Linked DNA regions of Homo sapiens: region 2 is linked to region 1. The links are chromatin contacts, found by Hi-C or POLR2A ChIA-PET in ENCODE. All regions are on one chromosome and are shown on one strand. Each heading gives the region's core, a stretch centred on a gene start or an enhancer-like site at or near the end of the contact. The rest is flanking DNA. Distances are from core to core; before and after follow the strand shown. Region 1 holds the start of UQCRFS1-DT (UQCRFS1 divergent transcript). Region 2 has its middle 46 kb from the start of LINC01791.

Region 1 (5,011 bases), core at 1,648-4,147:
TCACAATTTGTAAATGCTAGCAAATAATTCTGAGGTTCATAGCACTGTGTATGCCAGATCACCAGGTGTCTCTGGGCAGAAATGAGTGGGGAGAGAATGAATCTCCAGTCCATGACTTCCGACCTCTGATTTAAACAGTGTTTGTTAAAAGGAAGGCTTGGTGTCATGCTTCCTCCTGCCTTGTTCATACATACACATTGCGTGTCAGACTTCCAGGGAACTGAGAAGCTTACCAAGCATTTATGTTCCCAGGCCTGTGGCTATTTTTTTCCCTCAGTTTACAAAACTAACAATGTTTATTAAGCTCTCATTGTATGCCAGTGTGCTAAATATCTCACATGGATTCTTTCTTTTAATTTGCACAGCAATGTCATTTTTATCCCTGTTTTACAAATAAGAAATCTGACACTCAGTAACGTTGCCCGATGTCACACAGGTAGTAAGGGGCAGAGCTGCCATGAAGGCCAGGCTGTCTGGCTCCAGAGTGAGCTGATACATGAAAGCTAAAACCCCCTTCAGTTAAATAACAACCACTGAGGGGTTGCAGTGGTGTGTACCTGTAGTCCCAGCTACTCTGGAGGCTAAGGGAGGAGGACTGCTTCAGGCCAGGAGTTTGAGACCAGCCTGGGCAACACAGCAAGACCCCCATCTACCAAGTGGAACCCAGGTTGGCCTACAGAAGTCCAAGTTCCAGTATGCCTGCCACTCCTGGACATTGGCCTCCTTCTTCCACGAGAAGACAGCTGTTCGGCCATACAGTTACCCATCTCTCTGCTGCAACGCTGGACTCGAACACCACTACCAGATGCGTTCTTATCAATGTGTCTTTGGGCATGTCATTTGTCTTCTCTGAGTCTTAGTTTCTTCATCTAGAAAATAGAAAGTTATTATTATTGCAGATATTTACATACTGTGTGCCAGGCACAGTTCTAGGCATTTTACATGTATTAATCCATCTCATCCTTAAAATAACTCTCTAGGGTAGATCCTGTTATTATCTCTGTTTTACAAGAGAAAGACGGAGGCACACACAGAGATTAAATAACTTGCCCTAGGGCACAGCTAGTGAGTGGTGAAACTAAAATTGAACCCAGGAGGTCTGGAGATAATTCCTATTCTGTTCACCCAACTGGGACATTGTGAAGGTTTTGTGAAGGATCATTCATTCATTCATTCATTTTTCATTTCCTTACCAACTCAGAGGGAATTGTGATATTATTTCTTGTGAAGCACTCAAACCATGCATGCTGTGTGACAACTTCTCTGGAAATGTCTTTTATCCTAAGGTTGTTGCCAAGGGAGAGCACTGAGCCAGCTGTGTGATGAGCCTGGCTAGGGTGGCCCCTGAGGAGGCAGCCTCCAATCTTGAGAGTACAATATAGTCCCTTGGGCTATAAGGCTGGTCAAAGCCTAGGCCCTAAGGGGAGTCATAGGAAGGTCAAAGGGGAAACCTGTCAGTACACTTTGGACCTGGCATGAGGAATAACAACGAGTCAGCAAGGATCAAGGGAAGGCTTCTTAGAGGAGGTGGCATCTCAGATAAAAACACCACTAGCAAATCCTCACTTGGTGCTGCCTGTGTGCTGGGCCTGCTTGTAGATGCTTTACACGTTTTAGTTCATTTACTCCTCCCAGTAACTTTACAACACACATGGCATCATTACTGCCCCCATTTGGCAGGTGAGGAAACTGAGGCACAGAGAGGTGAGGGAACTTGCCCAGATCACAGAGCCCATGCACAGCACAGAGCCAATTCTGTGCACTGCTTATATTAACATTTACTTAATATTTAAATTATTTTTGACCTAAATGAAAAACTTTATCTCAGTATAGTACAGAATAGAAAACCAGTATGGATAGAAAATCAATACTATGAACCATATAATGAAATCACTCTAGACTCAGTTCTCTGCTAAGAGCTTCTAACTCAAGATCTTTTCTGTTAAAAGTGGGAGATAAGTGTAGAGAGGAATTAAAGATATATTAGGATCAAACTGAGGCCAAGTGAATTTGCTCATGCCTATAATCCCAGTACTTTGGGAGGGGGAGACAGGACTCCTTGAGGCCAGAAGTTCGAGACTGGAGTGGGCAATATAGTGAGACCTCATCTCTACTTTTTTTTTTTTTTAATTAAAGATGTATTAGCACCAAACTGAGACTTTCTCATTGGTGCAATCAGGATTGAAAAACAAAACAAAAGAAAACAAAACTTTCTCACTATGTGATGGAACATGAATGAGCGAGCTCTGTGCATCCTCTAAAATTCTAAAATCCTACTTTGGGAAACAGTGGTGGCACTGAAGAGCATAGACTCAGGAGACAGATTACCCTGCTTCACATCTTGCTGGCTATCCAGTTCCTGGAAAAGAATCTCTCTAAACCTCGGTTTCTTCATGGGTAAAATGCTGATAGTAATAGCTCTGACTTCATAGAGACCTTGATAACAAATGAAAGAACGTAGGTATAATAAAACGCAAAACCAAATACACAGTGAATACTTAATAAACATAATCCATTAGCATTATCGAGCTTTGCACAGATGCCTCTGGCCTTTTTGTTGTTGTTGTTGTTAGATGAAGATAATAAAAATCATCATAGTAAACACATAGCGATTACTATGTGCTGGACTTCGTCGTAGTTGAGATATATTACCATCCTAAGTTAAACTATAATCGTTTATTGTTATCTCTAGGTCTTCCTAGATGAAATTTTTACCCTAAAGGATCGTAAAGTCGGCCCACCGGACGTCAGTGGGGTCCCCTGTTCAGCCCTCTCGTTCTTCTGGGGATCTCTCGGGACACTGACGAGGTGGCACCGGGACCTACAGGTGGGCCGCAAGCCCCGCCCCCAGCGACGGCTTGTAGCCCCGTCCCCCGACGCAGCGCCTCTCCAAGTTTGCCCCGCCCTGCAGGACTGCAGAATTTCCTTTCCGGCGGCGCGCTGTCGTCACGCGTCCCGCGCCTCCTCGCGCCTGCGCCGTGGTTGGAAGGTCGTCCCTGTGACCGGCTTGGCGGTTGGAGCGGCTGTCGCCATGTTGTCGGTAGCATCCCGCTCAGGCCCGTTCGCGCCCGTCCTGTCGGCCACGTCCCGCGGGGTGGCGGGCGCGCTGCGGCCCTTGGTGCAGGCCACGGTGCCCGCCACCCCGGAGCAGCCTGTGTTGGACCTGAAGCGGCCCTTCCTCAGCCGGGAGTCGCTGAGCGGCCAGGCCGTGCGCCGGCCTTTGGTCGCCTCCGTGGGCCTCAATGGTGAGCCGGGGCGAGGGCCGCGAGCAGGGCTGGGGGTCTCTCGGTGCCCGCTCCTCCGGCCCCCAGCAGGGAGCGGCCGCGGGCGCGCGAGCGGAGCCTGAATCAGGTCGGGCTGGGCGGCCTCCGCAACTCTGGGCCTGGCCCCCGGGCTCGGGGCGTCTTTCTGGTGGCCGGCCTGGACTCGCGTCCGCCGGCTTCGCCTGGTTCCTCCTCGGCCGAGTTCACGAGCTCTGTAGTCCCGCTGTTCCAGCCACCTCTGAGGGGTTTTGTTGCTTGCAGGTCGTTTGACCTTGGGCGAGTTTCTAAACGTACTTCCTGTGAAATGGATTCATATCTTTATCAATTTTGTAGGGGTGTCGTGAGGCTTAGGTGGAGGAATTCTACGTAAAGCCGTTAGCACAGTTTGGGCACTTACATGCTTAAGAAATGGAAACTTACTAATATTTGGGAAGTTGGTCTTCTCACCACTACCGATCCCTTCATGTCCTTCCCCTTCATCACCCCCCCACCAAAAAAAAAACAAAAAAAACATACACAAGGTCAGTTACAGTGTAGTGTCACAACATAATCAGTCGTCAAGGACGGGCAGAGATTGACGACATTTACATTTTACAGATGAGAAAACAGACGAGGTAGAATGACTCGCACCAGGATCCGTGGTGTGGACATGTGGTAGCAGGGATTTGACAAGACGAATTGTCGTAGCCACTGAGCTCTTCGCAGGGGCTATTCCACACCCTCTGTCCTTAGATCCCCGTTTATCTTCTTTGCCTCGCCTTCCATCTTTACTTGGCCCTGTATCGGAGATAGAGAAATGGCAGCCTGTGGGCAGTGTGTCTGCAGGCTGTGTAGTTTTCAAAAAAACTGGGAAGACTAATGGCATCTCTTAAAATGCTGGAAGCCGGTAATACTGGGATCTAGTTTCTACTTGGGAAAATTCCATAGTGTGCTGTGTAGTGGCCGCCCCCGCAGTTGGAGCAAGTGGTCTTCTCCAGTTTGTCACAGTCTTTACCAGGTCTGCGTGTTTCATTCTGTTACCAGCCTGGCTCCACTGATAGCTGTTTGTGACTCTTCCCCTACACGCTAACCAAATTGCCCGCCACTTTTCTTTTTACTCTGTCTTCATTCACCCTGGGCTCTGCACTTTCTTCATGGTCCTTCCACTAAGTTGCTACATGTCCATATGTTTTCCTTACCCATCTTTTCAATCTCAGTTAAGGATCAGGTGAATAAAGTTTTTATTTGCTGATTTGTCTGTCTCTGTAGCACATACACTTTACACTCTGTATTGTGTTTATTGGTAACTCCTCCACCCTTGGGCTTAAGGGCATAGAGAAGGTAATATCTTCTTTATTTTTCTATCTTTCACAACGTCGGATTTTGTATACAGTTAGTGCAAAGTATTTGTGAATGAATATTTGTTAAGGAGCATCAGTGGGTTTTGAAGAAACTGTCCATGGCAGGTGTAGAGTACCCTAGCCCATCCTTGGGACCTGGAGGTGAGAAGGAAGGAAGGAGAACATTTCAATAGCAAAAGAAAAGCATCTTTGGAATTCGTCGTGTTGCTAAAGTTTCTTCAAAAAATTGGAGGCTTACATTTCTCTGATGGCCAGTGATGCTGAGCATTTTTTCATGTGTTTTTTGGCTGCATAAATGTCTTCTTTTGAGAAGTGTCTGTTCATGTCCTTCGCCCACTTTTTGATGGGGTTGTTTGTTTTTTTCTTGTAAATTTGTTTGAGTTCATTGTAGATTCTGGATATTAGCCC
Region 2 (5,384 bases), core at 918-3,417, 2.0 Mb before region 1:
AAAAAAAAGCTGCCTCCTGGGAAAGCCTTTCTGATGATCTCAGGTGACTCTCATCCCTCTGTACCACACTACCTTGTGTTACTGTCTCCTTAGCATGGCCATTAGGTCCCTCCTTTTGCAGCAAAGTGCTGTCTTCATGAGGCCAGGAGCCTTGCTGATAGGGGTCCTAGTTGTGTGCTCAGCTTGAGACATGGTGGGGGCTGGGAGCCCCCCCAAAAAGGCCTAAAATGAATTTCTTGAGTATTCTGGCAGACTAAGTTTAAATATTTAAGAACGATTTGATGGCCAGACATAACACCATCATAAAGAATTATATTTCTTGTATACACTTATACCATTGATGTTCTTTGATGTTTCTTGTATACATATATACATACACCATCATAAAGAACGTGAGTTGTAAGTAATTGCATTGTATGGTTTTTCTTTGAGAATTTGGTGATTTTCCTCCAAAATTTAACAATTTTAATTTAATTTAATATTTAATATTTAATAATAAATTTAATTTAATTTTTAATAGTTTTTTTAAGCCAATTGGAAAACTCTACTATAGATCCTATATATAGAAAAAAATTATAATACCTTTTTTTTTGAGACAGAGTCTCGCTTTGTCGCCAAGGCTGGAGTGCAGGGGCACGATCTCGGCTCACTGCAAGCTCCGCCTCCCGGGTTCAAGTGATTCTCCTGCCTCAGCCTCCCAAGTAGCTGGGATTACAGGCACACACCACTATGCCCGGCTAATTTTTTTATTTGTAATAGAGGCAGGGTTTCACCATGTTGGTCAGGCTGGTCTTGAACTCCTAACCTCGTGATCCGCCAGCCTCAGCCTCCTAAAGTGCTGGGATTATAGGCGTGAGCCACCACACCCAGCTTAGAACCTTTTTCTGTAAATATTCCTATTAATGTAAAAAATCATTTTATTTTATGGTTAAAACAACACAATTGGGACCAGCTATCTTCAGAGTTTTAGTTTTTTAAAGCTCACATTTTTACCCTATTTCTGATATTTCTTGTCTACACTTATACCATGGATATTTCTTGTATACACTTATACCATTGATGTTCTTTGATGTTTCTTGTTTACTTGTATAGCATTGATGTTATTTAAGATTATTTTATGTGCTCTGTGGACAGATGCTTCTAATTTAATGTTTTCATTAAATTCATTTGTGTGATTTACAATTTATGACAGATGATTCTGACTTCCCAGTGAGTGACAGCAATTTTCCTTTTTGAGTAAATTTATTTAAGTAAAGACCTGACTCATATTAAAGAAAAATATGAGTACAGGGTAGTATTGACATGATATAGCGCCACAATTCTGAATGTGGTATCTAAATGACTAATGTCTGGGAAATGCTTGAAACACCTACACTGGAGATGTATAGCCAACCAACCGAATATCTTCATTTTTGTATCAATATTTGGTACCTGCCAACTTTTTAAAAATTTTATTTTAATCCCCTCCTGCTTTGTTACATTTTTGGCAAAGAGGGAATGGTCTATGGATGAGGGTTGAATGCTCGGTTCTTTTTTTTTTTTTTTTTTTTTTTCTGAGACAGAGTCTCGCTCTGTCGCCCAGACTGGAGTGCAGTGACCGGATCTCCGCTCACTGCAAGCTCCGCCTCCCGGGTTCACGCCATTCTCCTGCCTCAGCCTCCCGAGTAGCTGGGACTACAGGCGCCCGCCACCACGCCCGGCTAATTTTTTGTATTTTTAGTAGAGACGGGGTTTCACCGTGTTAGCCAGGATGGTCTCGATTTCCTGGCCTCGTGATCTGCCTGCCTTGGCCTCCCAAAGTGCTGGGATTACAGGCGTGGGCCACCACGCCCGGCCTGCCTGATTCTTTAGGAAATAGGTCTTCAGGACCCCCACACTTAATCCTGGGATGTGAAAGTGATAAGTCTCAGTCAACTTAGGTGCAATGCCTTATCCAGGTATGAATGCAGTCTTTCCCTGAGCTGAATAAAACTCAAGAATCAAAGACTCTGTTCTTGCTTTCTCAATCTGCTGTTGTCTCCACTCAGCTCACTTCCTATGGAAAGGACTCAGGTATGGGGCAGAGTCACTTCCTGCACCACACCATCAGCAAAGCTAGCTCCTCTTGGCTGGCGCAGGCCCTCTGGCTTCCCAGCTATGAGGTCACGCCAGCTGAGAATTCAATGATCTGTCTTAACCACAGTGACTCATGCAGCCTCTGGTTACCCTGCGGCTGGGACCCAGTTCCTGTACAGGAAGACATATTTTAAATGATTACATGAATGACGGAGAGTGCGCAGAGGGCTTTCAAAGATTTGGAACAACCAGCCGGAAGCGCCAAAACTTACCCGGGTTTGTTCAACCTCATTTGGTTTGAGAATTAGAAGGACTGGTCCCGACGGGTGCTCTCTGACTACTGCTAAGAATCTCTCGTCCTTTCTAGCAGTGATGGCCTGGCGGCCACACTCAGCACAAGTTAACGATTCCAAGTGCAGGAAGAAGTAAGGAGTGAGAAATAAGAATAAAATAAAAAATAAAATCCCCCTAAATTGTCGCAATTTGAAAACTTTTCTCAAATCCTCAAAGGAAGATAATTGTCTAAACTCCAGGGGCAGCTCGAGGCTCAGAAGAAAGAGTGTAGACTTATTCTAAAGAGAATGAGAGTGAGGACTGGGCACCAAACGTGCGCTAAGTGCCAGCACGCTCATTCCTTTTATGTAATCTGCTCCTCTCCTCCATTGCGTTTTTTTCTTTTAAATAGACTTTATTTCAGTTTTTGGTTCACAAGAGATACAGAGATTTCCCATATACCTCCTGTTGCTTACACATACATGCAATCACCCCGTTACCAACATCCCCCACCAGGGTGGTACCTTTGTTACAACTGAGGAACCTACATTGACCCATCATCACCACCCAAAGTACATAGCTATGTCAGTGTTCACTCTTGATGTTGTACATTCTATGGGTTTACACAAATGTACAAAGACATGGATCCACCATTATAGTATCCTATAGAGTAGTTTCACTGTCCTAAAATCTTCTGTGCTCTGCCTATTCATCCTTCCCTCCTTACCCCTGGACACCACTGATTTTTTTTTTTTTTTTTTTTTTTTTTTTTTTTTTTGAGACAGAGTCTCGCTCTGTTGCTCAGGCTGGAGTGCAGTGGTGTGATATTGGCACACTGCAACCTCTGCCTCCTAGGTTCAAGCAATTCTCCTGCCTCAGCCTCCTGAGTAGCTGGGACTACAGGTGCATGACGCCACGCCCGGCTAATTTTTTTGTATTTTAGTAGAGACGGGGTTTCACCATGTTGCCCAGGCTGGTCTCAAACTCCTGAGTTCAGGCAATCCACCCGCCTCCGCCTCCCAAAGTGCTAGGATTATAGTCTTGAGCCACCGCACCCAGTCAATCTTTTTACTGTCTCCATAGTTTGCCTTTTCCAGAATGTCGTATGGTTGAAATTGTACCATATATAGCCTTTTCACACTGGCTTCTTTCACTTTATTATAGGCTTTTGAGATTCTCCCATGTCTTTTCATGGCTTGTTAGCTTCTGTCTTTATAGTGCTGAATAATATTCTGTTGTCTGGGTGTACCACATTTTATTTATCCATTTGCCTACTGAAGGCAGTCTTGGGTGCTTTCAAGTGTTAATACTTATGAATAAACCTGCCATAAACACCCATGTGCCTTTTGTGAGACATAAATTTTAATCTCCTTTGGGTAAACATCAAGGAGTGGGATTGCAGGATGGTATGCTAAGAGGATGTTCAGTTTTGTAAGAAGCCACCAAACTGTCTTCCAAGTGGCTGTTCCATTTTGCATTTCCATTGGTACTGAATCAGAGTTCCGGTAACAGAGTTCCCCAGTACTCTTGGAAGCACTGGGAGTTGTCAGTGTTCTCGATTTTGTCTATTTTAACAGGGGTGTAGTGGCATCTTATTGTTGTTTTGATTTTAATTCCCCTGATGATACATAATGAGAGCCTTTTGCTTTTTATTTTTCTTTATTTATTTTTATTTTTGAGACACAGTTTCACTCTGTCACCCAGGCTGGAGTGCAGTGGTGTGATCTTGGCTCACTGCAACCTCCGACTTCCAGGTTCAAGTGATTCTCCAGCCTCAGCCTCCCGAGTAGCTGGAATTACAGGTGTGCACCACCACGCCCGGCTAATTTTTGCATCTTTTCAGTAGAGACAGGGTTTCACCATATTGGCCAGACTGGTCTCGAACTCCTGACCTCAAGTAATTCTCCTGCCTTGGCCTCCCAAATTGCTGGTATTACAGGTGTGAGCCATGGCGTCTGGCCACCCTTTGCTTTTTTTGCTTTTTAACAAATTACACTAACTCAATATGTGTGGTAAGGGACTGCCCTAACATTTCACGGTTTTATCTCAAAATTTCCTATGGTATCAAAAAAGAAAAAAAAAAAGAGAGAAAGAAAAGCTTAAAAGTGCTCTCAAGGATTTGTTTGTTTGTTTGTTTAAAAGGCTTAAAAGCCTCAATCTACTGAGCAAACATGCCTCCAAGCATCTACCCTGGATATCTTTATATAACCTCAACACGCCTCAGTCCAGAAGCAAATTTATTGTTTTTCACTTAAATCACCTTTCCCTTGATCCTTCTGTTGCTGTCACTGGCCTTGTTGTCTTCCAGTGCTCAGGGTCCTGCAGCTCCTGCTTTGTCACCCCCAGGCCAAAGGGCTCATGCTGAACCCCAAATCCACTGATTGAAACCCCACACTCCCCGCTCCTCACTGCTGGAATCTCCCTGCCGGCTCCCAGGGTCTGGCTGGCCTGGGCTGGCTTTGCCACTGAATCTCTTTTTGCCATTTGCCCATGGCTGTCTGCCGCTACTGGGCTGGTCTGCCTCACAACACTTCATGCCACCTGCTTTTCCTTCCTCTGTGTCCTTGCTGGAGCCTGGGATGCCCTTCCTCACCACTGCCCCTGCCCCAGCCCAGGCTAGCCCAGTCCTGCCTTCTTCCCCGGGTCCAGGAGCCCACAGTCATGCATCCATCCGCTCAAGAGAAGTTGGTGTGTCCCTCTAACTCCTGACCATGCTTCCCTTCTGCGTCTGCTGTAGTCCATCTTACCTCTGTCATTAGACTATGAGTTGCTTGAGGGCTGGAAATCTACCCCTCCCTCATCTCTGCAACCTGCTACCATTCCCAGCAATTTCACACACACAATTACCTGTTGAATGCATGTTGAATGAATCTGAGATCGATTTTGTAAAGATAGGGGGAAACCATGAGCAGGAGTTGTCTGAAGAATGAATCCTTATTTTAGATCCCACTGAGTCTCTCTGTCATGGACTCTTTGGACTATGAAAACAGGAACAATTATGGTGTAAATGGACTTTGAAAATAGCAATAATTAGGTAATTAAAAATGTACTTCACT

What was found. A loop is a pair of places that touch in the nucleus more often than their neighbours do. ChIA-PET counts read pairs that join two places held with the same protein, here RNA polymerase II (POLR2A). Pooled maps may share reads with other maps.
Region 2: a loop to region 1 is called in a map of CD8-positive, alpha-beta T cell, with 6 times the contacts of the local background. The contact joins the enhancer-like site here to the promoter of UQCRFS1-DT in region 1. A Hi-C loop is called at or near these places in 1 of 168 maps with a recorded cell type or tissue (CD8-positive, alpha-beta T cell) and 4 of 50 pooled maps. POLR2A ChIA-PET finds 5 or more read pairs at or near these places in 1 of 52 experiments (activated CD4-positive, alpha-beta T cell).

Annotation. Positions count from the first base shown.
Region 1 is chr19:29,211,139-29,216,149 of GRCh38, reverse strand. UQCRFS1-DT (UQCRFS1 divergent transcript) reads right to left here and starts at 2,897. Exons shown (of 2, transcript NR_184022.1): 1 at 2,742-2,897; 2 at 335-869. UQCRFS1 (ubiquinol-cytochrome c reductase, Rieske iron-sulfur polypeptide 1) reads left to right here and starts at 2,999. Exons shown (of 2, transcript NM_006003.3): 1 at 2,999-3,245. The coding sequence starts at 3,032. RefSeq lists an enhancer at 2,816-3,055 and a silencer at 3,096-3,405.
Region 2 is chr19:31,211,079-31,216,462 of GRCh38, reverse strand. It overlaps a transcript of TSHZ3 not described here. Among named protein-coding and RNA genes, the nearest start is that of LINC01791, 46 kb to the right of the region's middle. RefSeq lists an enhancer at 4,342-4,842. Within about 2 kb of position 2,167, at least 7 of the 41 ENCODE cell types and tissues checked have a DNase peak (open chromatin) inside an H3K27ac peak, as active enhancers do; they include CD8-positive, alpha-beta T cell, where a contact is called at or near this core.